Regions from separate parts of the Mus musculus genome. Here all the other regions are linked to region 3. The links are chromatin loops, found by intact Hi-C in ENCODE. Cell type or tissue: heart. All regions are shown on one strand.

Region 1 (8,000 bases), 190 kb before region 3:
AGGGCTTTAATTACTCTAGAATCTTCTTAAGTGTCACCTCTGCATTCTAAAGGACAGGGACAAAGGAAGAGACCTGTGGACATCTGAGCAAACTGTTTACTTAAGAAAGAATTTCTAGTTTTGAAGTCATACCTGCCCAGAAACATTCAGTCTGAACATTCTCCAGGCTGTGCCTCCCTCCACCTGCCTACCTGGACAATGGTTAACTATCACACACAGATTTTATTCCTACCTGTGGCAGTCTGAATGAAAGTGGCCCCCATTGGGCCACACCCGGCTTGTAGCTGTCTTGAGACACACACCAGAAGAAGGCATCAGATCCCATTACAGATGGTTTTGTGCCACCAGGTGGTTGCTGGGAATTCAACTCAGGACCTCTAGAAGAGCAGTCAGTGCTCTTAACTGCTGAGCCATCTCTCCAGCCTTGTTTTTACAAATTTTTATATTATTGAACTCATGGGCTTTTTCACAAGACCATGTGCTCCTTACCTATCTATGAAGTTATGTCTTCTGAGGCCTCTGGGTACCTCAATTTCATATTACAAACTGAAAATATCCTTTACCATTCCCTGAATCTTGCTGACCATTGTCCTGTCTGCTGCTGTTTCCATGTAAATAGCAGGTGGTGAGCTGCATTGAGACCCTGAGAGGGAAGGACTCCAACCCTCTTTCAAAGCACTGACCTGCCATTAAGTTCTGTCTTTTAACCTGTGTCTCATTCTGGGGAAAACAGATTCCTTTATGACATTAGTATTCATACAAAAGCATTTTACTTATTTTATTGTACTGTGGAAAACCAGTAAGTGTCACTATCTCATGTGGACATTAGATCATGTTATAATGTAACTCAGTGCAGATAGCCTACCTGTATGCAGGATACTGTCATGGGGTATTTTTCTATTTGATGGTGTTTAATGATTTAGGTTCTCAATAACTTAGGCTTGCCTACTAGCTATTTACTGACAAACAGAAAAAAGGGGGCTTAAATGTACTGTTAGGGCTCAAAATTTTTAGGTAGGGTAAGGAAATTTCTTTTACATAAGGCATCCTTTGTGATATTAAAAGTCACACAATTCTCTTTTTTTGCAAAATTTAACAAATATATGATGGTTGTAATCAGCACTGTAACCAATACCATATTGACGATGTTGATTCACATTCTTCTACTCTAGTCAAAAGTAAAATCTTTTCATTTCTTACCTATAGCTAATGATGGTGTGAAGAGCAGAATAGATATTTAATTGATAAATATTAAGTAGTTTCTCCTTTTTCTTCATCCATATGCTGTAATGTGTAAGGACAGAGTCGTTTTGCAAACATTCCAAACATGAAACATTCCACCTTCTTATCTTCAGAAAATATATAAAGAATAAAATTAAAGAAAAACATGGCATAAGTTCCTATACTCAGAGCAACCTGCTGCCAAGACATGGAAGGAAGCACAAAATGAACACAGTGGATCACAGAACATGATCTCTTAAGTAAATCTTTTAAAATTTGAAAGTGAAAATTTGTTTAGTTCTTAGAAAACATGAAATTAATGTTTGTCCCAAGGAAAAATGACTACCTTGCCTTTTTAAGCTAAAAGAAAGATTAAAGGTAATTCCAATTTAAAAAACACTATATTTTCAGAGCAAAGATGTGCTAGCACACATCTGCAGTGCTGTAGAGTATAGAGATAAGGGGATCTTATCTGGACAGCTTTGTGCATGTCCTGGACCTCTTATACAACCTCAGTCCCACTGTGTCAGGAGCCATAATGGGACAAGCTAATAACTAGCAGGTGATCATCCTGAAGTGTCCTGCCTCGGATTATTATATAATCTTTGACAGGTGAGCCCTCACTAAGCAAGGCTGTGTGGGACTCATTTTAGGAAAGTTTCCTGCTATTAATATGCTTTTCCTGTTATTAATAAACATATGTAACTACCACTAAGTAGCAGCACATCCCTCTGGAGCAGATCTCTGCAGAGCCACGGAGATGCACTATCTTGTAGAGATGCTGTATAGACAAATAGATAACTAAAGTCTTAATGATGATCCTATAATAATTCCTAAAATTATATTTGTGATTATTAAGCTCTTTTATAATGGGACTACTATTAGGTCCTTTTCTGATCATCAATGTTTCAATGAGAACTCTCCCAGACTCTCAAGTGTCACCAGGTCATTGTTCATAGATAGTAACCAGACTTTCTCCTACTCAGAGCACAGTTCAAGAGGTTGTAAAACAATTTTAAAAAGGTCATAAAAAGGGAACTGATGATTTATTGTAGGTGCTAGGACAGAAGATAGAATACTGACTGGGTTTATCTATACAGAACTTCACTTATAACTTAGTCATGGTTTTAAACCTTCATTGAACCTGTGGAGCTGAGACAGGTGATGGATGTTTGCTAGGTAATCACTCCTAATGGATATGCATGTAAACATTCTCTGTTGTAAACTTCTATTTCAGTTTATGATTTGATTTTCTGTGTGAACTTTTGATGAACTTTTAACATGTGATCATGTATGCTGAATGATGTTTAAGGGCTGAGGACAAAGAGTCAGAACTGAGGGACTGGGGTGAGAGGAACAGAGGTGAGAAGAACTGAGCTGAGAGAGGAACTGAGCTGAGGAGAAGTTTTTAGACAGAACACTTTTTAGGTTAGAAGGAGAATGCAGAATGGAGTAGCTTAGAAATTATAGGTAACATAAAATACTAAGAGAGCAATGTGCAGAATGCAGAGGGAAAGAGGAGAAAAGAAGATGTCCCAGGGAGCAGAAGGAGCAGGCAGTCTTCTCCTAACCATGGGACAGAACAGGTGCCATGGTAAGAACAAGGCAGGTTTAATCTTACTAAAAGAAACAAAGCTTTTTTTCTATACAAACATGGGTTTAATTTATTTAGCATTAAAAAGGTAGAAGCCTTTTCTTTCTCTATGTAATAAAGATTGGAACACATTTTTTTTTTTTTCATCCAGATTGAGTGAATCCTTGCTGCGCCCATGCTTGGTCTTTTGCTCCATATGCATATGTAAGTATGGATGTGTGTGTAAGTATAAAATTGTGAGAATGTCTGCTTGTGTGTGTGTAAGTATGTAATTGTGAGAATGCATGAAAGCTGGGCCCAGCTGGGTTTGAATAAAAATGAATAAATGAGCATGAATGAAGCTCAATATGAATTTATGTGAGATTATGCATATTTGCTTATGTAAAAGTTTTTCCTTCTTAGAGTGTTATTCTCTTCTCCTGGTTCAATAGAAGTCTACTGCTCCAAACTCCCTCCCAGCAGGAGGCATCTGGACAATAGGGCAAAGGGTCTAGCAATTAATCCTTTACTTAATCTCCTGCTGTTTTAGGATGAGGTGCTGAGTGCCAGAAACTGTGATTTCTGGCCTCAGAGGATCACAGAAGGCAGGTCAGCTACAACAGCATAGTAACTTAGACTTAGATAAGTAAACATTTTATTATACAGCAACCCTAAATTTTCGGTGAGACAAAGTCTTACCCTAGAATCTCAAAAGACAAAAGTCTTTCCCTCAGCCTACTCTTCCCCCTCCGCTTCCTCAATAAGACCAAAACCAAAAAAGAAGAAACACCCCACGCTGGGGCTGGCCCACTGCATAACTGCATCCTTTTAAACTGATTATTAAGATTGAAGCAAAAATAAATTACACTATGACTATAACAAACCAGAAATTAATAAGCCTATTAATTTCTATAAACTATTGTTTCCCCAAATCTCTCTTTAATTGTTAATACCCTTCCGCTTATGGGACAGATTGATAACTCCCCTGCAAGTTGAGTAATGGGCTATGCAAGCTCCCTACCTTGATTCAAGGAGGAAGAAGGCAAACAGCCTACTGAGGGAAGCTGTGGCTGAAGTTAGGCCCTGGTGATGACAGGGTCACTGCCCACCTAGGGGAGGAGCAAGCGGCTGAGCAGTGGCAGGTGGAGTGGTGGGGCTTCCCTGCGGTTGCGCGGGGAGACAGATGGGTAGGATATCTGAGGACTCGCACTAGTACTACAGAAATGCAGATCCCCGTAGATCTGGAAGAGGTTGGGCCCTGGACAGAAGCTTGGGCTGAGAACCTCTACACTGTGTACCTTCAGCACACTCTAACCCTAGGGGAGGTACTCGCGTCACTCAAGACTTACTGGCCAATCAGAGCCTTTAGGCGAACCTGCCAGTCAGAAGGGAAGGCGGGGTTTCCGGGTGCCTTGGTGCCGGTTTCGCTTAGTAGCTGAGCAGGCTGTGCTCTCTGTCCTGCCGCTGGATGCTGTGGAGGGTGTTAAGGCAAGCTTCGAAGTTGCGACATGGTGAGTACAAGGTCACTGAAAACAATGGGGAGAAGCAGGGGTCTGAGCAGCGCGAGCTGCTGCGGTGGGTCTTTCCCGGGACTCAGTGGGAATCTGCAACCATGTGTGAGGTCCCCTGAGGTCCTAGCCACTCGCGGGACCCAGCTATAGCCTCTGAATAACTTCACTGTGTGGGATGCATCTGTGCAGAGCATTTGGCCTGTGTGTAGAAAGATCTTTGGCTTGATCCCAAACTCAGAGAGTCCTAGTTTCTACAAGTTCTGTTGTTAGCATTTGACATTAAGGTGGACAATCCATTTGGAGTTAATTTTGTGGAGGTTGTGTGCTGGGTAGCAATCCAATATCAAGCTGTGATGTAAAAGTGCAGGATTGATGATGTAAAGGATTTACTAAAGCTTAGCGGATAGTAAGGCACTCCAAGTAGAATTTAGCTGAGGGTGCACTGCATGTAACACATCCCACAGATAAGTAATGTGCTAACCAGGGCATTTAGAGTATAGGTTACTAGGATACACATGCTTGTTCACCAGGATTGCCCAGATATATGGTTCCAAACCATAACAAAGGAAACAAACTTGATTTACAGCAAGCATCTAGGCCCATCTCCATATCAAAGAGCAGGCCTCTAACCAGCTGCTCAATGAGGCATTACAGGATCACAATCTACAGTAAGGCCTGGTGTGCCATAAAGGTTCTGTTTTCTTCTTGAGAAAAGCATAGTTCTGACACATTGGCAAGATGACACATAGTGACAGCCATGTGAAAGGGGGAAAAAGAAAAGAGAAGAAAACTTTTGTATTATTGAGTACTGGCCTGATCAAGCTGTAATTTCCCTGAGGTCCCCATGTCTGGAGCAGGACACAGCTCCTTCTGAAACCCAGGAACATGCTTGGCTGAGCCAGTCACAGCCTGGGGCCTACTCAACTGGGTCCTTGGGAGCTTACCCTGAGGCCCTGGGTATAGAGATAAAACCAGGGCCTTTTCTAAAATCAGGAATACACTTGGGAGAGCTGGTAATGGTCTGGGCCCAGGGCCTTTGGGAGGAGTTGAATCAGATTCTGAGAGCACAACTTCCCACCATATGGGGCTGTGGTTATCAGTTCCAAGGCCACTAGAAGTTTGGTCAGAAATGTTTTTGAGAAACCCTGAGTTGTCCCTTGTGCAGCAGTGTTTGATTAGCCTTCTCCTGAGTGTGTCCCATTGTCTGATGTTTCTGTAAACTTCATACTTTCTTCATCTTTCTGCTGACTTCAGAGGTGTCTCCCATCTCCTCCCTTTTCCCTCATGTCAATCGTGTACAAGATGGTATTCTTAAGAAGCTGACTTAGCATAAGCCATAGCTTGTGTAAGACCTCCCCACCCCAGCAGAGAATGCTCTGGGGCCTCTGTTTGTAAGTGGGACCAGTAGTAGCTGGAGGGATCAGAAATGTACCAGTTAGGGGTCACTATGGGTTATTTTTGTGGGAGTTGTGAAGTCTGTGTTTATTCCATTTGTATACACATGCAGTCATGGGTAATATTGATCATGTTTACATTTTTCCTGGCTGAGTTTCCTTAGGTCTTTTGATGGAAACTTGACTATAATTTGGGGCTTATGTTCTTGGCTTTTTTCTCTACATCTCATTTTTTCACGAATGTTGTAAAGCTTTGGATTGTTGTAGTTCTGTGATAAGTACGGATAGAATTTACATTGTGCTGAAAGGCTTACTATTTCTTCATCACCCTAGTGACAATTCTGAGGGTTTTTTTTTTTTTTTTTTAACATGGCAGATAGCTTTGGAATCAGCTTTTCTGTTAGGAGTTTTCTTTAGATTGTTTTGAATTTATGCTGCAAATTAGAAATACCCAACATCCCTTTTATTTTTGAAAACCTCCCTATAATGGTGTTTTTTACAGTTGTAAGTATGTGAAACTGAAAATGATGTGAAATCATATACAAAGCTATAGAAAGAGGACTTTAGCATAGACTTTAGGGACACAATACGTTGTTAGGGTTACATAAATGATATCTCACTAAGTGTAACTTAATTGAGAAAACAAAAAGAGTGAAAATAAGACATCGTCCAGAATTGAACAATGAATATGAATGTGGTACAGGATTGTGTATTAGGAATAAACTCTGAAAGCAGTAGGTTGGGATTTTCCATAGATGTCAACTAAAATTAGTTAAGACCACGTTGTGTTATAGTTGATGTAAAATTTTACTTATTTTAATATATATATTCTCATACATTTGGACATAGCACCTACTCCCAAGCAACCCCATTCTACCGAGTCCTCATAACAATGACAGAATTGCCATGGATCCCAGCAGTTTTCTCAGTATAGTTTCCATGCACTTGAAATTAGTTTAAAGAAGAACCAGAATTCTCATGTTCATTGCAGTTGTATTATGGTAGCCTAAATATGAGAATTACCTCAGTGCTCATTTGTTGAGGACAAGCTAGGTGCCTCAAGGTGACATTGTGCTAAAGGAAAGAAGACAATAGTGAAAGTTAAAGGATTAAGTTCTTGTAAAGACTCTCACAGTCAGTGCTCTATTGGTCATAAAAACGACATGTAATTACCGCTTAAGCACTGTTGACCCATTCCTTTTCCCATATAATTTTAATCTTTCGTGCACCCTTATTGTCAGATGGGTATGAGGACTTGAGCCATCTTGTCTTTCTGCAGGTAGCAGTGGAAAATGAAGAGAGACCATTCAGCTCAGTCAGTCAACAGGATCTCAAGGGAGAGCGAGGATTGAAAAGAAGACAGACAACCCTGTAACATGACTCCAGCCAGTGCTGAGGCTGAAGCAGGTCTATTTTTCTCAAGCCTGCTTTTATACCATTTTAAGTACATGCCAATAATATGGTCAGTTCTAGGTCAAGGAATACACAAGCTAATAAGCAAAGTCCAGGAATCATAGTTTTAAGGGGCTTATCAGCAGGACTTAGATAACTCCTTGGCTGAGTTTACCTGGAGCTTTGTATTAGCCCAAATGTAACTATTCTATTCTGAGCCTACTTCCTAAGTCCTAGCCCAAAGTCAGATTCCTACCTGAGCCTACTTCCATGTCCTTGTTCAATGTCAAATTCCTGCCAACTCCCTACAGAATGGCAGAAAGCACAAAATCTAGCTGAAGCAATCTCCTTCAAAGGGTTTTACTAATGTTTATTTAGCATATTATATGGAGAAGAGAAATGAACTATCAAGCTTTCTGTAGCAAGAGTTGTTATAGATGGGAAGCAAATGTGGTATTATAGTATACTGTACAAATGCAGAGAGTGGCTGTATTTGGATGGCATGAGAGCTTTCTGCCTATGAGTCATACTGCATAAAAGAGTAAAAATGAGTTTAAGAAACAGACTGACTGTTTTGCTTGAATTTAAATACTGATGATACATTACAATTGAACAATAGTCTTAAATAACTGACTCATCTTTTTATTTTCTCTGCATTAAGTAACTTAGATGGTAACACTTTCATTTTAGCTTTGGAGAATGTGGTTAAACATTTAACATTTTTATACCTTGGTGTATTTATTCTTAATGTGTAATATACTTAATGCAGCAATTTTGTACAATATCACATATTTATTTTTATTGAAAAGTTATATAGACATTGGTTTTCCTTAACAACAATCAAGAGTTTGCTTTTAGAATGAAATAAGAAACATTGTGATTCCACACTTCAAACTAGTGAAAACTAAC
Region 2 (8,000 bases), 50 kb after region 3:
AGTGGACTCCCTGGAGGAGATGACACGTCGCAGCCTCCCCCTCATGACCGAGTGGGTGTGTGCACAGCAGCCGGGGCAGAGCCCTCAATGCACCAACATCATCGCAGGCGACTTCGTGGATGCGGATGGCTTCGTGAGTAAGGTCATCAGCCTGAATTGCAAACTGCTGTCTCCCTAACTGCCACATCCCCAAGACGGGGGTCACCACTTCGGAGACCTTCAGACCCAGCAGGCCAGGGCCCAGAATGTTCTGCTGTCATGATGCTGTTGCAGAACACATGGTGGCCACGTATGTGTCACTTCTGTTCGCATCACCAGGTGCTCAGGCCTCCATTGATGAACGGATTTTGAACTAACGCACATGTGCGGATGTTTTTGTGGTCTCTGGCAGCCCAGGCTAGACCCAGGCCTTGGAAACAGTCTCTGCTCCCAAGGGAAGCTCCACCCCAGCTACTGAGTACAAGCACCATTTCCCTTGTAACAGGGACTCTTCCCAGTCACCTATACAAAACCAGGCCGGTGAGGGAGACACAGGACATATCCTGCTTTAATAAGTTACTGTCAGTCAATGTGGGAGGGCAGAAGGGGCGTCAATGGGGAACAGTTTCCTGAACCGGCCATAGGCAGCCTGGGTGATGACGACGGTCACGTGGGCCGCATCACCCTCTGGCAGCTCCTGCACCTGCTGCACCACCGCCTCCTTATAGAGCCAGCTGCAGGGACACACAAAAATCACCACCAGGCATGCTGGGAGGTCTCAGGGCGTGCTGAGAGATGGTACAGGCACGGGTGGGCACCCCCACACGACTCACCCAAGTTGGGGTCCCCCAAGGCGCACACATAGCGTGAGGACCTGCCTGCCTGTGGCACGCAGCACTGACGCCTCCAGTGCGGCCTTCAGCTCGTCTAGCCCACGCCCTGAGATTGCAGACACGGCCAGGGCTCCAGAGCATGGTGGAGTGTACCTGCAGGGGCGGGGGACTTAGGTGATCTCATGTGGGGTTGGCCGGGAGGGCGGTGTGGGCCACCACCCTGCCCATCGTACCACACTCACCCCGGCACCAGGTCCACCTTGCTGTGAACCTCCAACGCTGACTCCAACAGTGCGGGAGGCAGATGCAGGCCCCGCAATGTGGACAGGACAGTGGCCTTCTGCAGCTCTGCATCAGGGTGGCTCACATCAGTCACGTGCACCAGGACATCCTGTATGGGGCGTGGTTGGGGATAGGAGCAAGATCAGGCATCATGAAGGGGTGTGGTCAGAGGTGGGAGATGAGGAGTGTGGTCTAGGGGTGTGGCCAGAGGACAGAAGCAGTCTGCAGACAGAAACTGCCGGGGTATCATGTCACACCCAGGCCTACAAGGAGAGTGACCTGACACCCACAGAGGACCGCACAGAGGACAGGCTCCAACCGTCAGGTCCCTGAAACCCACCGAGTAAGCCACGTCCTCCAGTGTGGCAGAGAACGCATGGATCAGGCTGTGCGGCAGCTGGGACAGGAAGCCAATAGTGTCCACGTACAAGATGCGCAGGCGTGAGGGGAGCAACCCCGCGTGTACGGTGACATCAAGAGTAGCAAACGGTTGGTCCCGCGGCTGCAAAGCAGCCTCACCCGTCAGAGCCTGGATGAGTGTGGTCTTCCCTGGGAGGGAGCAGGTGAGAACGTGGCACTGTCAGCCCCAGCTCTTGCCATGCCTACACTGGTGCACCCCGGCCTCCCATGAGGGCCCCTCCCTCCTCACCACAGTTGGTGTATCCCACCACTGACACCACAGGGAACTCTCGCCGCACCCGCTCCTTCCGCATCAGCCTCCGCTTATCCCGAAGCCGCTCAAGGACACGACGGAGCCGCAGCTCCCGGTCCCTGAGTGCGCGGGCCCGCAGCTCCGTGGGTGACTCTCCTGGGAGGACAAGAGACACAGTATGGGGGCAGGGGAAGGAGAACTGTGGCCCGGTGCAGAACTTCAGGGTCTTCTGTGGGCATGAACATCACATTCTTGGGGGAATCCCGCCTGACCTTGCCCCAGACAGGCAACGCATGAGCAGATCCTCCCATGGGGGATCACACCAGTCATTCACAGAAAGACATAGTCAGCCGGCCTGTCACACATCCATGAAGCAGTTGGGCTCTGAGCAGATTCTTGTGTAGGTCAATGTATAGCATCCCCAGCCTTGAGCAGGCTGACTCAGACCTGTTATTCTGACACTGTGGATGAGACCACCTACGGTGGAGTCTTCCAGACCTAGATAGGTCTATTCTGTCACCTGTGCTGCTCTTCTCCAAGATGCCAATAACCCAAAAGGCTGAACCTGTCTTCCTGAGATATTCCTGGGATAGCTGACAATCTGTCGAATTGGCGACCTAATGCTAGCAGCTCTAGCAGACTAAGTGCTAACAACTTGGCAACAAAGCATCAAGAAGTCTGGGTGGCAGGGAAATGGGCTTTCCCCCTTTATAAGCACAGACTCTTAGTAAACATTGGGCCATGATCAGAAATTTGTCTTGGTCTCGTTTCTTCTTTCGTTTCCTCCCTTACAGCTCCAACCTCCCACTCAGGAACCCAGTTTGTGTGGCTGCGACGGGTACACAATGAACTCCGGGATCAGGAGAGGTCATGAAGTGAGCACAAGGGGGCCATGTAAAGGTCAGGGGTCATGTGAACTCTCCATACCTTGCAGTCCCTCCTGCTGTGATCCCAGGGCTCAGTCATTACATTAGACCCCAGTCACAGCCCCGCATCACAGGCCTGTGTTCCCCTCCATGTCCCCCTTCTCCCCAATATCCCCTCTACACACCTCTGGCCCTTACCTGACCCCATGATGTACCGGGAGCCCCAGCCTTGCTGGTCTTGCTGCCCAGAGTCGGTATTCACAGAGGACCTGGAGGGAGGCAGGTAGGTAGCGCATGAGGGGAGGGGAGGACACAGGGAGCACCCCTGTCACAGCGTCCAAGGATATGTGCAGAGGACATGCGGGGAGGAACTGCGGAGAGCACCACCTGCCACCTGTTGCAGCATCTACAGTCACGCGAGAGGATACGCAAGGAGGACATGTAGGGAGGACATACGGAGAGTACCCAAGGACATGTGAAGAGAACATGTGGGGAGCACTACATGCTGCATCACCCACAGACTCCCTGAGAGGGCAGGTGGTAAAAACACGAGGGGAGGACATGCGGGGAACATCACCCGCGAACCTGAGGAGCGGGATCTCTGCCAGCGCCAGCTGCATCCGGGCCTCCCTCGTGCGTGCGTTACAACGGAAGATATGCAGAACTAGGGTGAATCTGTCGAACACACGCAAACCCCAAGCGGACTCCAGCTCCTTCTGAGGAGATGGGGGCCACGCAGGGATCAGTCAGGGGTCACATGGTGTCATGGGTCATGTGAGGATCAGGGGGGACACAAGGGAACCTTGGTCGGTGGCGCCATCCTCTCCACGTTCAGGAACACGGACGTGATGTCCTGGCATCCCTTGATCTTTTCTGGAGCACAGGGAGTGGCCCGTCATGGGGTTAGGAGGAGGACGGGAGGCAGTCTGACCCATCCTACACCAGCGCAGGTGAGGCGCATGCCCAGCGGCCAAAGGTGAGGTACCGCTCACCTGTCACGTCCTGAAAGTTGCCCTTGCCGAACACCAGCCTGCTGCCAGGCGCTGCGCTGGGCACCACCAGGGTACTCGCGACCGACCATCCTGGAAGTGCGCGCACCAGGGCGGCCGCCTCTGCCACCTGCCACTCCGCTGTGAGGACACAAGGGTCCATCCAGTCAAGGGCCGAGCGGGAAGACCTCGGACCACGGCGGTGGACAGGGTTAGCTCTGGGATGAAACCGCGCCCGCGCAGAGTCCGCATCCCCCGCCCACACCATGTCCCCACCCTGCAGCTCACATCACAACCCTAAGAAGCTCGCCAGGCCATGATCCAAAGCTCTACCAGGGAAAGGCAGAACCTCTAGGACTCGCCCCCAGCGCCCAATGTTCCCCCCCCCCAGACTCCGCCTACAAATTTAGGATAGTCCCGCCCCAAGGTCCCACCCGGAGCACGCGCAGCCTCACCCATCGGGCAGGCCCAGGTACCATCACATGCTCAGCCAGATCACGCCCCCAGCACGCAAGCTCGCCAGACTCCGACTCCACCAGGAGAGCAGCCACGAACCCAGCACATCCCAGACTATCCACACTCTCTACCGTACGCCCGATGTCCATCATAGTACCCTGCCCCCAGTGCTCCTCCCTCGGCTTCTCCTTCCTTTCTCGTGACTCCGCCCCTTCCAGAACTAGGCGTCACCGCCGCCCCAATTCCCCGTGGCCTTCCTGTATAGCACTAGTAAGTTTCGGCCTTCAGGTCCTCGCCCCTTCCGGCTTCCCTGCTCAATCCCCACTCTCGCCCTACCCGATACCTGTGCTTCGAGGCTTTTTTCCGGCCGGGCGTTTGACGTCAGGATGCAGGACGCAAACGCGCTGTGTATCCAAGGGCAGGAGGGGTGGGGCGCGGAGCAGCTCATCCTCCTCTTCCTCTTCGTCCTCACGGGGGTCCTCCTCGCCCCCACCACGGACGGGACCGCCCCCCGCCCACGCGCTCCCCCAGACCCGGCTCCCGGCGTGGACAGTGCGGACGGGACTTGGCAGGGTCACCGCGGGGCTCCGAACGAGTTGTACGCGGCGCACACGCGGGAGCCAGAACCCCGGGAGCACGGCGGCGCGCAGAAAAAGCATGGCGCGTGCGCGCGCAGCGAGAGACTGCGGGGGCGGGGGAGGGAGAGCAGGGAGGGACGGGAAGAACAACAGGGCGCATGTGCGTGCCGCGAAGGGTGGCTCTGGGAGGATCGAGAGCAGATCGCTTACCCGCAGCGAAAAACTTGGATAGGGGCGGGGTCAGGGAGAAAGGACAGCAAGGCGCATGCGGCGAGGGGCGGGGCCGAAAGGACAATGCCTCTAAAACAAAACAAATAAAAATAAGCCTAGTGGTGGAAGATCTGAATAGAGTTAGTGTAGGCACAGCAATTTCAAAAGGAACAACACAGGACTCAATAGAACTCAGGGTTTGGCCTATGACAACTTTTATGAAGACAATAAAGTTAGGTATAAAGGACATAGGCTATTGAAATAATCTAGCACTGAATGTTAAAATAGAATTCAAATAAGTTATAAAATGTGTTAGCTTTTATGCTTAGTTATAAGAAATTACAAATATTCATGTTTCTGTTGAAACTTACTTGGGCCACAGGAAACTCTCCTCAACACAGAGGAAGATGGAGTCACAGATGGTAGGCTAGAGGATGTTCAGTACCAAGAACTAGAAGGAACTAAATGGAATATATCTGTGACCTGGGATAGCTGCGCGCTCTCTCTCTCTCTCTCTCTCTCTCTCTCTCTCTCTCCTGTGTATCTTTTTTTCAAGTCATTTATATATTTTCTGGAGTGGAGTTGTGGGGACATATTCATATAAAGTAGGAACAAATCAAGCCTTGGGATGTGTGCTGCTGACAATCCATTTAGCTTACTTGCCTGAAGCAGGGAACTAGGGGATACAAAACAAACAAACAAAACAAAACAAAACCCAAGCTGGAGATGTCTCTCAGACTAGTAAAGAGACTGGCTGCTCCACTGAACATAGTCATGATTAAAATAGTTCAAGATGTCACAGCACTGGTTGCTTCTCCAGAGGACTGGGGTTCAGTTCCTAGCACTCACATATTTGGCTCTTCATGAGTATCTTCCTGGATGCAGACAGTAGTGCTGAAATGTCTAATTTGGGTATAGAAGCCAAGAACATCAAGAGATATTTAAAAGTTAATGAATTCTTCCTTTAAATTATCTGCTTTGGGTGACAGAAAGATGGCTCAGGGGTGCGTTTCCAGAGGACACAAGTTTAATTCCCACCACCCACATAAGAGCTCACAACAGTCTTAGGAGGATCAACACCCTCCTGGCCTCTGTAAGCATGCACACAGTGCACAAGCATATAAGGCACAACACTAATATACATGAAATAAACAAATACATTTTAAAATAAAAAAGAGTTTTAAGAAATAAAATAGGACTGGAGAGATGACTCAGTGGTTAAGAGCACTGTCTGCTCTTCCAGAGGTCCTGAGTTCAAATCCCAGCAACCACATGGTGGCTCACAACCATTTGTAATGTGATCTGATGCCCTCTTCTGGTGTGTCTAAAGACAGCGACAAGTGTACTCACATACATAAAATAAATGCATCTTTAAAAGAAGAAGAAGAGGAAGAAGAAGAAGAAGAAGAAGAAGAAGGAGGAGGAGAAGGAGAAGGAGAAGGAGAAGGAGAAGGAGAAGGAGAAGAAGAAGAAGAAGAAGAAGAAGAAGAAGAAGAAGAAGAAGAAGAAGAAGAAGTAGTAGTAGTAGTAGTAGTAGTAGTAGTAAAATGCTTCAGGCCAGTGAGACAATACAACGGTAAGGGCCGAAGAAGAAGAAGTAGTAGTAGTAGTAAAATACTTCAGGCCAGTGAGACAATACAACGGTAAGGGCCCTTGCTGATGACATCGTCTTAAGGGAACATGAAGGCTGGGGGTGGGGGGTGGAGGGGTGGGTCCGGAAGTGAAGCCCATCCTTCAGTCCCAGGCACATTTGCCCCAGTGGATCTCTGGGAAATGTAGTTCTACATCGACACTTCCTCTACTGGGCCACACCGACTCTGCAGCTGTTAGGTCTGCAGTAAGCCCTAGTGAAGCTAGTGACAGATGACGTGATCCTGTAGAGAGCTAAGTCTGTATCCAATCTGGTCTTTGGCAAACTCAAAGAGCGTTTAGGCTCTGCCTGGAGCAGGTGCGGAGCCATTGGAGAGGGGAATTGCGCATGCGCAGAATGGCGGTCCCGGTTTTGGTAAGGATTAAGGTGAGGCGGGCCCTGAGCACTCTTGAGGGATTGTGTCCAACAGCCTGGTAGGAGGTTGGGGCAAGAAGAGGTGGCTGAAGGAGGGAGTGCAGGAGGAGGGTGGGAGAAGGTGACGGTGCCATTACTGATGCTGCACCCTGTCAGGGACAATAAGGCACGCGGATTAGATGATGGAACATCCGAACACAGAACATTCTGGCCTGTGAGAACAGGTGTCAATGCCAGGTAAATGAAGAACTAGTGGGATTCCCCAGACAAGTCTTGTGGGGCGGGAAGGGGTTGCTTTGTATGTTTGTAAACCAGTGAGTCCCGGACGGCATGTATGTGTGCTCTTTTTGTTGGTGAAGACAGTAATCATCAGTCATTCGGGTGCCATAAGGACCCTGTCTTCCTGAGAAACAGCAGAAATGATTAAATCTTTCACCTTTTGGATTCTAGGAGAGGCTCACTGTCAAGACTTATCGTCTAAGTACAATAGTGCTTAGATCTGACTGTACTTTGTTAGCAATGGCAAACCTGAAAGTGGCCCTCTCCATTTTTATGCTTGCCTCAGAAACCCACCTATCAGTCCCAATAAAAATGTTTTTAAACAAACTGGTTAAGTTTCTTTTCTTCCTTCAGTTTCTTGACTCTTGTGCTGTATACAAACTCCCCCTAAGCAGAGAGATATTCCTATTTACTTTCCATCACATACTTTTTTTAAGAAAAGATTTACTTATTTTTATGTATATGAGTACACTGTGGCTGTACAGATGGTTGTGAGCCTTCATGTGGTTGCTGGGAATTGAACTCGGGACCTCTGCTTGCTCTGGCCCCACTTGCTCTGGCCCAAAGATTGATTTATTTTATTATATTTAAGAACACTGTAGATGTCTTCAGACACACCAGAAGAGGGCATCAGATCTCATTACAGATGGTTGTGAGCCATCATGTGGTTGCTGGGATTTGAACTTAGGACCTCTGGAAGAGCAATCAGTGCTCTTAACCACTGAGCCATCTCTCCAGCCCTCCATCACATTCTTTAATCACACCTGGCTATACCTAGTTTTGTTTTTTTTTAACATGTTGATTTTTTTTTAATTTTAGATTTATTTATTTATTTTATGTATATGAGTACACTGCAGCTATCTTCAGACAC
Region 3 (8,000 bases):
TTATACTTAGATACTATTTATGTGACCCTAAAAATGTACTCTGTGTTCCTAAAGCCTATGCTAAAGTCCTCTTTCTATGGCTTTGTACATTATTTCACATCAGTTTCAGTTTCACAAACATAGAACTGTAAACAACACCATTATAGGGAGGTTTTCAAAAAAAAGAAAAGGGATGTTGGGTAGGATGAATTTGCATCATAAATTCAAATCAATCTAAAGAAAACTCCTAACGGGGAAGCTGATTCCAAAGCTACCTGCCATGTGAAAACCTCAGAATTGTCACTAGGATGATAAAGAAATTGCACACATTTTGACACAATGTAAATTGGATCCCTACTTATCACAGAGCTACAATAATCCAAAGCTTTACAACATTTGTGAAAAAATAATGAGATGTAGAGAAAAAAGCCAAGAACATAAGCCCCAAATTATAGTCAAGTTTCAATCAAAAGACTGAAAGAAACTCAGCCAGGAAAAATGTGAACATGACCAATATTACCCATGACTGCATGTGTATACAAATAGAATAAACATAGACCTCACAAATCCCACAAAAATAACCCAAAGTGACCCCTAACTGGTACATTTCTGATCCCTCCAGCTACTGCTGACCTCACTTCCAAACAGAGGCTCTAGAGCTCTCTCTGTATGGAGGTGATCAGAAAGCTGGGCTATGGTTCTGCCGCACCTAATACCCACTAGAGATCTCACACAAACCCAGCCCCAATGAGCCCACACACAAACCAAGGTTGAAGAATAATTTAATGTCTGCCTCCTGCCACATGGATTATAGCACATGATGTAGAATCTGCCCTAGCCACCTGCACACCACCATGCACACTTAAGAATCCTCTGCATCTCAGAAACTCCTTGGCGACCCTGGAACTGAATTTCCCTGAATCACTCCATTCATTGTGACTAGTGATAGTGGAGAGGAAAAAGGATTTTAATCAAATATGGCCGAAGGAGGATCCCCATAACCTCATCTCCACCACTTTCTAAACTGTTTGTAAAAAATATCGCACAAAACTGAATTTGCAATGCAATGTTCAGAACTTCTAGAAACCAGGTTTTCAGTTTTGAAATTTGTCTTCTGCACACGAAAAAGAAAATGCAGTACACACTAGGCAGTGATATTATAGGCAACCCAGCTTCCTATGCCCAGAGCTGCAGAACCTACCCCCCCACCCCCCACCCCCAGGGAATCCACACTCAGGCAGGCTCAGAGGACAAGGCCCTTTGCCCAGGCCACCACATGGACCAAAAGAAACACAGTCTGGTTCCCAGTCAATCACAGTCCAATCAGACTGGACTCTGATTGTTTAGCCAACCTGTTCTTCCTGGTGGCTGTCACAATCATAATGGCAAGGTTTATGGTCTCCCTCACAGCTAGCTGATGAACTGCATCAGAGGAGAATTTGGAAGGAACCTGCAAACTACCTCCCACTGGTGCTCCTCCTGATTGCTAGGCTGCCCAGAGGACAGACAGTAGCAGCTCTCCTACTGCAGGAGTAGAGATTAAATGACTCAAGACAGCACAGGCCTTCCCAGCTCTCCCCTTCCAGCCCACCCTAGGGGCAGACAGAGCTCTCCCAGGTGAGGACAGCTCTTGGTACCCCTTCTAGGAAAATGGCCAGAATATTTTACGGGCTAGGACAAGAAAGTAAGCTCTAAAAAAAAAAAAAAATACAGCTCCAGGGCTCCCCAGAGAAATCCTATCTCGAAAAACCAAAAGTAAACAAACAAATAAATAAATAAATACAGCTGAGGAATGTGTTCCTCACGACTTCTCATATCTTGACCATCTTGATAAGACCCTGAATTCAGTGAGCAAGGAAACTTTGTTTGCACCTTTTTTCTTCCTTGACTACTATGTTTATGCTTAGAACTGACCCTAGTCTTCTATGTACCCAGGCAGTCAAGGTTGGCAGATTTCCCAGCCTGATGAGGCATGGAACTATAAGAGGAGGTACACCTGAGGCTAAAGGGAGGTACCTTTGGATAAGAACAGATATTCTATGTATGTTTCAGGAAATTGTTTCTACTTGCTTGTGGCTTTCCTTTTGATAATACTGTGGGGTTTAAAAACACTGCAAAAAATAAACTCAAGGCTCTGGTTGCTGCTGGCTGCTGCTGCAGCAGTATTCCCAGCAGTATTCCCAAATCTAACTCTTGGCTTTGCATCTTCTTTCTGCCTTTCCTATCTTTAATCTTTGCTCTGGGCATCAGAGACTGTTTGACTCATGCTGGGGCGTCCAGTACAAGGACAGAAACTCCACTCAAGGATCTCTTTCTCCTCCGTCCCTGTTTCTCTCCTGTCTGCTGTTAGAGGGTGAAACAGTTGCTGGGGTCACGGAAGGGGGTTAAGGGAGAGGAAAAGAAGAAACCATAAAGTAGCAAAGACCAGCTACACTGATTAAGGCTAAAAGAGGAGCCAGACTAGGATGGATTTTGCATTCCACATATGCTGCCACCCTTAAGTCTCTTTTAGGTTCAGGTTCCAGGTTAAGTTTTGAACAACTTAAATACAGACTGGAGACTGCAAGTCTAGCCACTAAGACACATGGGCAATTTTCACAGCAAGCATATTCCAGGATCATTTCTTAAGGACACCAGTGCCCTAACACAGCAGGTTAGTGACAGTGTCCTAAGTGGAAGGTTCCAGATGATGAAAAACATCAGAAAAGGAAAAGGTAGAGAGTATAAAAGCTGGGGTGGGGAGGTCTTACACAAGCTATGGCTTATGCTAAGTCAGCTTCTTAAGAATACCATCTTGTACACAATTGACATGAGGGAAAAGGAAGGAGATGGGAGACACCTCTGAAGTCAGCAGAAAGATGAAGAAAGTATGAAGTCCACAGAAACATCAGACAATGGGACACACTCAGGAGAAGGCTAATCAAACACTGCTGCCCAAGGGGAACTCAGTGTATCTAAAAAAAAAATTCTAACCAAGCCACTAGTGGCCTTGGAATTGATAACCACAGCCCCATATGGTGGGAAGTTGTGCTCTCAGAATCTGATTCAACCCCTCCCAAAGGCCCTGGCCCCAGACCATTAACCACTTTCCCAAGCATATTCCAGGTTTTAGAAAAGGAGCCCTGTTTTCTCTCTATACCCAGGGCCTCAGGGAAAGCTCCCATGGACTAGGCTGTGAATGGCTCTGCCAATCGTGTTCCTGGGTTTCAGAAGGAGCTGTGTCCTGCTCCAGACGTGGGGACCTCAGGGAAAGTGTAGCTGGATCAGGCCTACACTCAAGACAACAGTTTTCTTTTCTTTTCTTTTCTTTTCTTTTCTTTTCTCTTCTCTTCTTTTCTCTTCTTTTCTTTTCTCTTCTTTTCTTTTCTCTTTTCTTTTCTTTTCTTTTCTTTTTTCTCTTTTCACATGATTGTCACTAGGTGTCATCCTGCCCATGTGGCATAACTATCCTTTTCTCAAGAAGAAAACTGAACTTTTATGGCTCACCAGGCCTTACTGTAGATTGTGACCCTGTAATGCCCCATTGAGCAGCTGGTTAGAGGCCTGCTCTTTGATCTGGAGGTGGGCCTAGATGCTGGTTGTAAATCTAGTTTGATTCCATTGTTATGAATTCTAGACAATCCTGGTGAACAAGCATGTGTATCCTAGCATCCTAAACTCTAACTGCCCTGGTTAGCATATTACTTATCTGTGGGATGTGTTACATGCAGTGCACCCTCAGCTAAATTCTACTTGGAGTGCCTTACTATCCGCTAAGCTTTAGTAAATCCTTTACATCATCAATTCTACTCTTTTACATCACAGCTTGATAGTGAATTGCTACCCAGCACATGAGATGCCTTTTACAACCTCCACAAAATTAACTCCAAATGGGTTGTCCACCTTAATGTCAAATGCTAAGAACAGAACTTGTAGAAAGTCGGACTCTCTGAGTTTGGGATCACGCCAAAGATCTCTCTACACACAGGCCAAATGCTCTGCACAGATGCAGCCCCCACAGTGAAGTTATATAGATGCTACAGCTGGGTCCCGCGAATGGCTAGGACCTCAGGGGACCTCACAAGTGGCCGCCGATTCCCACTCTGTCCTGGGAAAGACCCACCACAGCAGCTCGCGCTGCTCCCCATTGTTGGCAGTGACCCTGTGCTCACCATGTCGCAACTTCAGACCTTGCCTGAACACGATTCACAGCACACAACGGCAGGACACAGAGCATAGAATATGGGACCATTCAAGACTGCTCAGCTACTAAGTGAAACCGGCACTAAGGCACCCGGAAAAACCCGCCTTCCCCTCTGACTGGCAGGTGCGCCTAAAAGGCTCTGATTGGCCAGTAAGTCTTGAGTGACTCGAGTACCTCCCTTAGGGTTAGAGAGAGCTGAAGGCACACAGTGTAGAGGTTCTCAGCCTAAAATTCAACTCCAGTGCCCAACCTTTTCCAGATCTACAGGGATTTGCATTTCTGTAGTATTTGTGCCGGTCCTCCAATAGCCTACCCATCTTTCTCCCTGCGCAGCTCCAGGGAGGCCCCACCACTTCCCTGCCACCGCTCAGCTGCTTGCTCCTCCCCTAGGAGGGCAGTAACCCTGTGCTGACCAGGGCCTGACTTCAGCCTAACCTTCCCTTACTCACTAGGCTGTTTGCCTTCTCCCTCCTGGAATTTAGGTAGGGAGCTTGCATAGCCCTTTACTCAATTTGCAGGGGATTTATTAATCTGTCCCACAAGCAGAAGGGTGCCCAGGAAATTAACAATTAAAGAGAGATTTTGGAAAACAATAGTTTATAGAAATGAATGGGCTTATTAATTTCTGGTTTGTTATATTCATAGTATAATTTATTTTCACTTACATCTTTAATGATCAGTTAAGAAGGATACAGTTGTGCCGTGGCTAAGCCCCAGCGTGGGGTGATTGTTCGTTCCTTCTTGTAGGTTCTTCTTGAGGCAGAGGAGGGGGAAGAGCATAGCCAGAGGGTAAGACTTTGTCTTAGGAGATTCTGGGGTAAGACAAAGTCTTACCAAAAATTTAGGGTTGCTGAATAATAAAAAGTTTACTTATCTAAGTCTAAGTTACTATGCTGTTGTAGCTGACCTGCCTTCTGTGATCCTCTGAGGTCAGAAATCGCAGTTTCTGGCACTCAGCACCTCACCCTAAAACAGCAGGAGATTAAGTAAAGGATTAATTGCTAGACTCTTTCCCCTATTGTCCAGATGCCTCCTGCTTGTCGGGCTAGGGGGGAGTTTGGAGCAGTAGACTTCTATTGAGTCAGGAGAAGAGAAAACACTCCCAGAAGGAAAAATTTTTACATAAGCAAATATGCATAATCTCACATAAATTCATATTCAGCTTCATTCATGCTCATTTATTCATTTCCATTCAAACATACTTACACACACACAAGCAGACATTCTCACAATTACATACGTACACACATCCATACTTACATATGCATATGGAGCAAAAGACCAAGGATGGGTGCAGCAAGGATTCACTCATTCTGGATTTAAAAAAAAAAAAAAAATGTGCTCCAATTTTTATTACATAGAGAAAAAAAAAAAGCTTCTACCTTTTTAATGCTAAATAAATTAAACCCATGTTTGTAAGAAAAAAGCTTTGTTTCTTTTAGTAAGATTAAACCTGCCTTGTCCTTACTATGGCACCTGATCTGTCCCATGGTTAGGAGAAGACTGCCTGCTCCTTCTGCTCCCTGGGACATCTTCTTTTCTCCTCTTTCCCTCTGCATTCTGCACATTGCTCTCTTAGTATTTTATGTTACCTATAATTTCTAAGCTACTCCACTCTTCATTCTTCTTCTAATCTAAAAAGTGTTCTGTCTAAAAACTTCTCCTCAGCTCAGCTCTGTTCCTCTCACCCCAGTCCCCCAGTTCTGACTCTTCTCTCTGTCCTCAGCCCTTAAGCATCATTCAGAATACATGATAACATGTTAAAAAGATCATCAAGAGTTCACACAGAAAATCAAATCATAAATTGAAATAAAAGTTTACAACAGCCGGGCGTGGTGGCACATGCCTTTAATCCCAGCACTTGGGAGGCAGAGGCAGGCGGATTTCTGAGTTCGTTCGAGGCCAGCCTGGTCTACACAGTGAGTTCCAGGACAGCCAGGGCTATACAGAGAAACCCTGTCTCAAAAAAAAAAAAAAAAAGAGGTTAATAATCACAGATATAATACTAGGAATTATTATAGGATCATCATTAAGACTTAAGTCATCTAACAACAATATGAACTAACCAGTACCCCGGAGCTCTTGTCTCTAGCTGCATATGTATCAAAAGATGGCCTAGTCAGCCATCACTGGAAAGAGAGGCCCTTTGGACTTGCAAACTTTATATGCCCCAGTACAGGGGAACACCAGGGCCAAAAAGAGGGAGTGGGTGGGTAGGGGATTGGGGGGGTGGGTATGGGGGACTTTTGGGATAGCATTGAAAATGTAAACAAGGAAAATACCTAATTTTAAAAAATGGTTTTAAAAAAATCCAACCGTGTTTTGTCTTCCTTGCCGGCCGAGGTGGGCACAACACAGGCATATCCATTAGGAGTGATTATCTGGCTAAACATCCATCACCTGTCTCAGCTCCACAGGTTCACAGAAGGCTTAAAACCATAACTAAGTTATAAGTGAAGTTCTGTATAGATAAACCCAGTCAGTATTTTACCTTCTGTCCTAGCTCCTATAATAAATCATTAGTTCCCTTTGGTCATTTTTTTTTTTTTAACAACCTCTTGGAATGTGCTCTGAGTAGGAGAAAGTCTGGTTACTATCTAAGAGCATTTAACTGGTGACATTTGAGGGACTGGCAGAGTTCTCGTTGAAACTTTGATTATCAGGAAAGGACTTAATAGCAGTCCCATTATAAAAGAGCTTAATAATCACAAATATAATTTTAGGAATTATTATAGGATCATCATTAAGACTTTAGTTATCTATTTGTCTATACAGCATCACTACAAGATAGTGTATCTCCGTGGATCTGCAGAGATCTGCTTCAAAGGGGTGTGCTACTACTTAGTAATTGTTATATACGTTTAATAATAAATGGAAAAGCATATTAATAGCAGGAAACTTTCCTAAAATGAGTCCCTCACAGCCTTGCTTAGTGAGGGCTCACCTGTCAAAGATTATATAATAATCCGAGGGAGGCCACTTCAGGATGATCACCAGCTAGTTATTGGCTTGTCCCTTTATGGCTCCTGACACGGTGGGACTGAGGTTGTATAAGAGGTCCAGGACATGCACAAAGCTGTCCAGATAAGATCCCCTTATCTATACACTCTACAGTACTGAGGAATGGGCTAGCACAAACAAACAAAATATACTGCTTTTTTTAAGTCGAATTACCTTTAATCTTTCTTTTACCTAAAAGATAGTGGTAGTCATTTTCCCTTAGGACAAATATTATTTTCATTTTTTGTAAAAACTAAACTAATTTTCACTTTGAAATCATTTAGATTTACTTAAGACAGCATTCTTGCGCGCGCTCGACTGGCCAGGAAGAACAGGATCCTTCTGCACACGTTTATTGGGAGAGCTTGATTGTAGAGGCGAAAAGACTTCGAGCCCAGAACTGGTGCTGCTTTTATAGGCCTAGGAGGGGCGTGTCTCACACCCGGATTGGTTATGCACTAAGCCTCATTTGCATGTTCCTCATCTGATTGGCTACTCTCTCTCAGTACCTTACAGAACCTCATTATCATACCTCATTTGCATGTCTCACATCTGATTGGTTATACTCTCAGTACCTTACAGAACCTCATTATCATGCCTGGGCCAGGCAGTGTCTTTGCAAAAAACTTTACTGCATATGTACACATTGGTTGTTTGTCCAATCTTATGCGTGGTGGCCAGCAGTAGTCAGTGCCACTCTGCAACGGCACATGTGGCTTCCCACAGAGCATGTTCTGTGATCCACTGTGTTCATGCTCTGCTTCCATCCGTGTCTTGGCAGGAGGTTGCTCTGAGTACAGAAACTTATGCCATATTGTTCTTTAATATTATTCTTTAC
Region 4 (8,000 bases), 62 kb before region 3:
GGAGCTAATATGCTTTCTATGTAAATATCATAAGGCAAATATAATGACCACAAAATTGGATCTTAGGCATATATCTAAGCCTCATACACCAAAAGGGCTATGGTTCCTATAAATCAAAGGTATAAATCATCTGACTTTAAGAACAGTTTATGATTTTAATGGATTTTTTTAAATTTTTCTTTTTCATTTACTTTTCTTTAACATTGTTTGTGTAGGTGATCAACAACTGTCCTTTAGGGGTTTTTTGTTTGTTTGGTTGGTTGGTTTTTTTTTTTTGTTTTTTTTTGTTTTTTTACTTTTTTAAAGATTTATTTAATATTATATCTAAGTAGCTATCTTCAGATGCACCAGAAGAGGATGTCAGATCTCATTACGTACCTCACAACTTGCTAAGTAAGCATCTTTGAGCTGAGACAATGAGCCAGTTAAATATTGGAAATACACCAAACAAGGACTGGTCTATTTAACCTACATCAACCAATTTCCTGGTGGTTTTAAGCCACCATGTGGTTGCTGGGATTTGAACTCAGGACCTTCGGGAGAGCAGTGGGTGCTCTTAACCACTGAGCCATCTCTCCAGCCCTGGAAATTTTTTTATTAGCTATTTTCTTCATTTACATTTCAAATGCTATTACGAATGTCCCCTATACCCTCCTCCCCCATCCCCTGCCATGCTCCCCAACCCACCCACTGTGCTTCCTGGCCCTGGCACTCCCCTTAATGGGGCATATGATCTTCGCAAGACCAAGGGCCTCTCCTCCCATTGATGGCTGACTAGGCCATCCTCTGCTACATATGCAACTAGAGACACAGCTCTGAGGGGTTCTGCTTAGTTCATATTGTTGTTCCTCCTATAGAGTTGCAGACCCATTTAGCTCCTTGGGTACTTTCTCTAGCCCCTTCATTAGGGGCCCTTTGTTCCATCCAATAGATGACTGTGAGCATCCACTTCTGTATTTGCCAGGCACTGGCATAGCCTCACAAGAGATAGCTATATCAGGGTCCTGTCAGAAATCTTTCTGGCATATTTAATGGAAATTCTTACATCCCTAGCTGAGTGGCTCCTCTGGCTTTTCTGTCTTTGATGTTCTTATTTACATATTTCAGGATTCTGTGTAATCTTGCATTTTAAGTATAAGTTGTATTTACAATTTTTTAATTTTTAATACTATTTATTTATTTTATTTATATGAACACTGTAGCTGTCTTCAGACACATACCAGAAGAGGGCATCAGGTCCCATTACAGATGGCTTTGAGCCACCATGTGGTTGCTAGAATAAAACTCAGGACTTGGAAGAGCAGTCAGGCCTCTGGGTACCTAAATTTCATATTACCAACTGAAAGTATCCTTCACCACTTGCTGAACCTTATCCTGTCTGCTGCTGTTTCCATGCTAGTAAATAGCAGGTGGTGAGCTGCATTGAGACCCTGAGAGGGAAGGACTCCAACCCTCTTTCAAAGCACTGACATGCACTAAATTCTGTCTTTAATGTGTGTCTCTTTCTGGAGAAAACAGATTCCTTTATGACATTAGTATTCATACAAGAGCATTTTGCTTATTTTATTGCACTATGGAAAACCAGTAAAGGTCACTATCTCATGTGGACAATAGATCATGTTATAATGTAACTTGGTGCAGATAGCCTACCTGTATGCAGGATACTGTCGTAGGTATTTTTCTATTTGATGGTGTTTAATGATTTAGGTTCTCAATAACTTAGGCTTGCCTACTAGCTATTTACTGACAAACAGAAAAAAAGGGGGCTTAAATGTACTGTTAGGGCTCAAAATTTTTAGGTAGGGTAAGGAAATTTCTTTTACATAAGGCATCCTTTGTGATATTAAAAGTCACAAAGTTCTCTTTTTTGCAAATTTTAACAAATATATGATGGTTGTAATCAGCACTGTAACCAATACTATATTGAGGATGTTGGTTTACATTCTTCTACTCTAGACAAAGTAAAATCTTTTCATTTCTTATCTATAGCTAATGATGGAGTGGGGAGCAGTGTATATATGAAGATATTTAATTGATAAAAATTAAGTAGTTGCTCATTTTTCTTCATCCATATTATGTAATGTGTAAGGACAAAGTCATCTTGCAAACAAGCATTCCAAACATAAAACATTCCACCTTCTCATCTTCAGAAAATATATAAAGAATAAAATTAAAGAAAAACATGGCATAAGTTCCTATACTCAGAGCAACCTGCTGCCAAGACATGGAAGGAAGCACAAAATGAACACAGTGGATCACAGAACATGACCTCTTAAGTAAATCATTTAAAATTTGAAAGTGAAAATTTGTTTAGTTCTTAGAAAACATGAAATTAATGTTTGTCCCAAGAAAAAACGACTACCTTACCTCTTTAAGCTAAATGAAAGATTAAAGGTAATTCCAATTTAAAAAACACTATGTTTTGAGAGCAAAGATGTGCTAGCACACATCTGCAGTGCTGTAGAGTGTATAGATAAGGGGATCTTATCTGGACAGCTTTGTGCATGTCCTGGACCTCTTATACAACCTCAGCCCCACTGTGTCAGGAGCCATAATGGGACAAGCTAAAAACTAGCAGGTGATCATCCTGAAGTGTCCTGCCTCGGATTATTATATAATCTTTGACAGGTGAGCCCTCACTAAGCAAGGCTGTGAGGGACTCATTTTAGGAAAGTCTCCTGCTATTAATATGCTTTCCCTGTTATTAATAAACATATATAACTACCACTAAGTAGCAGCACACCCCTCTGGAGCAGATCTCTGCAGATCCACGGAGATGCACTCTCTTGTAGAGATGCTATATAGACAAATAGATGACTAAAGTCTTAATGATGATCCTATAATAATTCCTAAAATTATATTTGTGATTATTAAGCTCTTTTATAATGGGACTGCTATTAAGTCCTTTCCTGATAATCAAAGTTTCAACGAGAACTCTGCCAGTCCCTCAAATGTCACCAGTTAAATGCTCTTAGATAGTAACCAGACTTTCTCCTACTCAGAGCACATTCCAAGAGGTTGTTAAAAAAAAAAAAAAATGACCAAAGGGAACTAATGATTTATTATAGGAGCTAGGACAGAAGGTAAAATACTGACTGGGTTTATCTATACAGAACTTCACTTATAACTTAGTTATGGTTTTAAGCCTTCTGTGAACCTGTGGATCTGAGACAAGTGATGGATGTTTAGCCAGATAATCACTCCTAATGGATATGCCTGTGTTGTGCCCACCTCGGCCGGCAAGGAAGACACAACACGGTTGGATTCTTCCCAACAGCCTTTATTGCAGGAACACCTCGATGCTGCTAAGGGGACCTTGGGAACCCAGGGAGGTCTGCTTATATACTCTCAGCCCCCATCCACTCAAGGCAGGCCAAGCCACCTCACCAGGCATGCAGCTTCAGCCAATGGGGGCAGCAGGGGCACGCCTCCACCAAATATGGACTTGTTTACACCGCCAGCATTATGGTGCACCTGCTCTCACGATGGTCGATGGTCATGGCTTATTTTCAGGTGTATGAGGAAGTCAGGTGCAAGTCATAAGACTTAGCTGCAGTCCCGGGCCGCTCCTCACATGCCTGTAAACATTCTCTGTTGTAAACTTCTATTTCAGTTTATGATTTAATTTTCTGTGTAAACTTTTGATGAACTTTTTAACAAGTGATCATGTATGCTGAAAGATGTTTAGGGGCTGAGGACAAAGCGAAGTGTCAGAACTGGGGGGCGCGGGTGATAAATTAGTAAGCCTATTAATTTCTATAAACTATTGTTACCCAAAATCTGTCTTGGATTGTTAGTATCTTGTGCACCCTTCCGCTTATGGGACAGATTGATAACTCCCCTGCAAGTTGAGTAATGGGCTATGCAAGCTCCCTACCTTGATTCCAGGAGTAAGAAGGCAAACAGCCTACAGAGGGAGGGAAGCTCAGGCTGAAGTCAAGACCTGGTGATCACAGGGTTACTGCCCACCTAGGGGAGAAGCAAGCGGCTGAGCAGCGGCAGGTGGAGTAGTGGAGCCTCCCTGGGGCTGCGCGGGGAGACAGATGGGTAGGCTATCGGAGGACAGGCACAAATACTACAGAAATACAAATCCCTGTAGATCTGGAAAAAGTCAGGCACTGGACTTGAAGCTAGGGCTGAGAACCTCTGCACTGTGTACATTCAGCACACCCTAACCCTAAAGGAGGTGCTCGAGTCACTCAAGACTTACTGGCCAATCAGAGCCTCTACGCGGACCTGCCAGTCAGAGGGGAAGGCGGGTTTTCCGGATACCTTGGGCCGGTTTCCCTTAGTAGCTGAGCAGGCTTGAATGGTCCCTTATGCTGTGCTCTCTGTCCTGCCGCTGGATGCTGTGGAGGGTGCTCAGGCAAGCTTGGAAGTTGTGACATGGTGGTGAGTACAGGGTCACTGAAAACAATGGGGAGAAGCAGGGGTCTGAGCAGCGCGATCTGCTGCGGTGGGTCTTTCCCGGGACTCATTGGGAATCAGCGGCCATGTGCGGTGTCCCCTGAGGTCCTAGCCACTCGCGGGACCCAGCTGTAGCCTCTGAATAACTTCACTGTGGGGGCTGCATCTGTGCAGAGCATTTGGCCGGTGTGTAGCGAGATCTTTGGCGTTATTCCAAACTCAGAGAGTCCTAGATTCTACAAATTCTGTTGTTAGCATTTGACATTAAGGTGGACAATCCATTTGGAGTTAACTTTGTGGAGATTGTAAAAGGCATCTCTTGTGCTGGGTAGCAATCCACTATCAAGCTGTGATGTAAAAGAGTAGAATTTATGATGTAAAGGATTTACTAAAGCTTAGCGAATAGTAAGTCACAGCAAGTAGAATTTAGCTGAGGGTGCACTGCCTGTAACATATCCCACAGATAAGTAATGTGCTAACCAGGGCAGTTAGAGTTTAGGATGCTATAATACATATGCACCAGGATTGCCCAGAAATATGGCTCCTAACCACAACAAAGGAATCAAACTTGATTTACAGTAAGCATCTAGGCCCGTCTCCATATCAAAGAGCAGGCCTCTAACCAGCTGCTCAATGGGGCATTACAGGATCACAATCTACAGTAAGGCCTGGTGTGCCTTACTTTTCTTCTTACTTTTCTTACTTTTTTTCTTTTCTTCTTGAGAAAAGCGTAGTTCTGACACATTGGCAAGATGACACATAGTGACAGCCATGTGAAAAGGGAAAAAAGAAAAGAAAAGACAAGAGAAGACAAGACTGTTTTATTGAGTGCAAGCCTGATCCAGCTACAGTTTCCCTGAGGTCCCCATGTCTGGAGCAGGACACAGCTCCTTCTGAAACCCAGAGCCAGTCACAGCCTGGGCCTAGTCCTTGGGAGCTTTCCCTGAGGCCATGGGTATAGAGAGAAAACAGGGCTCCTTTACTTTGTTTTTTTTGTTTTTGTTTTGTAGAAAATGATTTTAATATTTTCAATTGTTAACATTTTTAAAAGAGAATAATTATTTTAAGATATATTTCACTGTTATATCCTCCTTTTCATTTCTGATTTTATTTTTCTGATTTTATTAATTAGGATACTGTCTCTGTGCCCTCTGGTTAGTCTGGTTTTTCTAGTTGATTTTCTCAAAGAAACAGGTCCTGGTTTTGTTGATTCTGTATAGAGTTCTTTTTGTTTCTATTTGTTTGATTTCAGCCCCGAGTCTGATTCTTTCCTGACATCTCCTACTCTTGGGTGCATTTGCAGAGCTCCTTCTCTAAATTCAGGAATGTGCTTGGGAGCTGGGAATGGTCTGGGGCAGGGCCTTTGGGAGGGGTTGAATCAGATACTGAGAGCACAACTTCCCACCATATGGGGCTGTGGTTATCAGTTCCAAGGCCACTAGAAGTTTGGTCAGAAATGTTTTTGAGATACACTGAGTTGTCCCTTGTGCAGCAGTGTTTGATTAGCCTTCTCCTGAGTGTGTCCCATTGTCTGATGTTTCTGTGGACTTCCTACTTTCTTCATCTTTCTGCTGACTTCAGAGGTGTCTCCCATCTCCTTCCCTTTCCCTCATGTCAATCGTGTACAAGATGGTATTCTTAAGAAGCTGACTTAGCATAAGCCATAGCTTGTGTAAGACCTCCCCACCCCAGCTTTTATACTCTCTACCTTTTCCTTTTCTGATGTTTTTCATCATCTGGAACCTTCCACTTAGGACACTGTCACTAACCTGCTGTGGTAGGGCACTGGTGTCCTTAAGAAATGATCCCGGAATATGCTTGCTGTGCAAATTTCCCATATGTTTTAGTGGCTAGACTTGCAGTCTCCAGTCTGTATTTAAGTTGTTCAAAACTTAACCTGGAACCTGAACCTAAAAGAGACTTAAGGGTGGCAGCATATGTGGAATGCAAAATCCATCCTAGTCTGGCTCCTCTTTAGCCTTAATCACTGTAGCTGGTCTTTGCTACTTTATGGTTTCTTCTTTTTCCTCTCTTTAAAAAAACAAACAAACAAATATCACCATAATGGTGTTGTTTATAGTTGTAAATGTGTGAAACTTAAACTGGTTTGAAATAATGTACAAAGCCATAGACAGAGGACTTTAGCATAGACTTTAGTGACACAGAATACATTTCTAGTATCACATAAATGATACCTCACTAAGTTTAACTTAATTGAGAAAACAAAAAGAGTTCAAATAAAACATTGTCCAGAATTGAACAATGATATGTATGTGACACAGGATTGTGTATTAGCAATAAATTCTGATAGCAGTATTTTGGGATTTTTCCATAGGTATCAACTAAAATTAGTTTAGACCATGTTGTGTTCTAGTTGATATAAAATTGCACATATTTAATGTATGTATTCTGATATATTTGGCATAATACCTACACCCAAGCAACCCCATTCTACGGAGTTCTCATAAATGACAGAATTGCCATGGATCCCAGCAGTCTTCTCAATATAGTTTCCATGAACTTGAAATTAGTATTATGAATCCTCATGTTCATTGCAGTTGTATTCATGGTAGCCTAAATATGAGAATTACCTCTAGGCTCATTTGTTGAGGAATAGCTGGGTGCCTCAAGGGGACCTTGTGCTAAAGGAATGAAGACAATAGCAATGGTTAAGGACTAAGTACTTGTAAAGACTCTCAGTCCATGCTATATTGGTCCTAGAAGGACATGGAATTACAGCTTAAGCATTCTCAACCTATTTCTTTTCCCATATAATTTTAATCTTTATTGTATGCTTATTGTCAGGTGGGTATGAGAACTTACACCATCATCTCTACCTTGCAGGTAGCAATAGAAAATGAAGGGTGACCAAGCCAGCTCAGTCAGTTAGCAGTATATCAAGGGAGAGTGAGGACGGACAAGAAGACTGCAATTAGACAACACTGTAACATGAGTCCAGCCATTGCTTAGGCTGAGGCGGGTTTGTTTGTTTGTTTTTGTTTCATTGGTTGGTTGGTTTTTTTTGTTTTTTCAAGACAGGGTTTCCCTGTTTAGCTCTGGCTGTCCTGGAACTCACTTTGTAGACCAGGCTGGCCTCGAACTCAGAGTCCATCTGCCTCCCAAGTGGCATTAAAGTGGGATTAAAGGCTTGTGCCACCACCACCCTGGGGGTTTGTTTTTCTAAAGCCTGCTTTAATACCATTTTAAATACATACAAATAATAAGGTCAGTTCTAGGTCAAGGACAGAACAAGACAATAAGCGAATCCAGGGATCCTTGCTTCTTTTCTTTTTCTTTTTCTTTTTCTTTTTCTTTTTTTTTGGGGGGGGGGTGGCGGGGTTGGGGGTTTTTGTTGTTGTTGTTTTGTTTGTTTGTTTTCAAGACAGGGTTTCTCTGTGTAGCCCTGGCTATCCTGGAACTCACTCTGTAGACCAGGCTGGCCTCCAACTCAGAAATCTGCCTGCCTCTGCCTCCCAAGTGCTGGGATTAAAGGCGTGGGCCACTACTGGCCAGCCAGATCTTTGCTTTTAGGGGCTTATCAGGATGACCAAGATAAAGGAATGCCACACAATCCTTGGCTGAGTTTACCTGGA

What was found. A loop is a pair of places that touch in the nucleus more often than their neighbours do. Peaks named below come from ENCODE experiments on the same cell type or tissue, not always from the same donor. Only the 100,000 strongest peaks of a DNase experiment are listed, where the experiment ranks them.
Region 1: it touches region 3 in a loop (4-fold over the local background); 6 of 42 quality-filtered maps call a loop at or near these places.
Region 2: it touches region 3 in a loop (2.5-fold over the local background); 12 of 42 quality-filtered maps call a loop at or near these places.
Region 4: it touches region 3 in a loop (4-fold over the local background); 3 of 42 quality-filtered maps call a loop at or near these places.

Annotation. Positions count from the first base shown.
Region 1 is chr5:109,862,508-109,870,507 of GRCm38, forward strand. It overlaps AB010352 (cDNA sequence AB010352), which reads left to right and starts at 4,204. Exons shown (of 4, transcript NM_001378279.1): 1 at 4,204-4,305. The coding sequence starts at 4,303. Gm35089 (a long non-coding RNA gene) reads right to left here and starts at 4,113. Exons shown (of 3, transcript XR_389508.4): 1 at 3,816-4,113; 2 at 1,201-1,349. In heart, no CTCF peak of the experiment used is centred here; a DNase peak (open chromatin) is centred at 4,144; H3K4me3 peaks cover 1,314 bases; H3K27ac peaks cover 697 bases.
Region 2 is chr5:110,103,456-110,111,455 of GRCm38, forward strand. Plcxd1 (phosphatidylinositol-specific phospholipase C, X domain containing 1) reads left to right here. Exons shown (of 8, transcript NM_207279.2): 8 at 1-2,498. The coding sequence ends at 178. Gtpbp6 (GTP binding protein 6 (putative)) reads right to left here and starts at 4,742. Exons shown (of 10, transcript NM_145147.5): 1 at 4,401-4,742; 2 at 3,605-3,742; 3 at 3,415-3,485; 4 at 3,198-3,328; 5 at 2,811-2,881; 6 at 1,744-1,902; 7 at 1,435-1,643; 8 at 1,055-1,203; 9 at 813-965; 10 at 522-713. The coding sequence starts at 4,716. The coding sequence ends at 566. Zfp605 (zinc finger protein 605) reads left to right here and starts at 6,637. Exons shown (of 5, transcript NM_001163996.1): 1 at 6,637-6,862. In heart, CTCF peaks have their summits at 4,978 and 6,695; DNase peaks (open chromatin) are centred at 3,556, 4,436, 4,806, 6,706 and 2 weaker places; H3K4me3 peaks cover 3,819 bases; H3K27ac peaks cover 2,618 bases.
Region 3 is chr5:110,053,799-110,061,798 of GRCm38, forward strand. No RefSeq gene overlaps it. Among named protein-coding and RNA genes, the nearest start is that of Gm35315, 37 kb to the right of the region's middle. In heart, no CTCF peak of the experiment used is centred here; a DNase peak (open chromatin) is centred at 4,323; H3K4me3 peaks cover 1,028 bases; H3K27ac peaks cover 775 bases.
Region 4 is chr5:109,992,242-110,000,241 of GRCm38, forward strand. It overlaps Zfp932 (zinc finger protein 932), which reads left to right and starts at 4,286. Exons shown (of 4, transcript NM_145563.2): 1 at 4,286-4,392. The coding sequence starts at 4,387. In heart, no CTCF peak of the experiment used is centred here; a DNase peak (open chromatin) is centred at 4,240.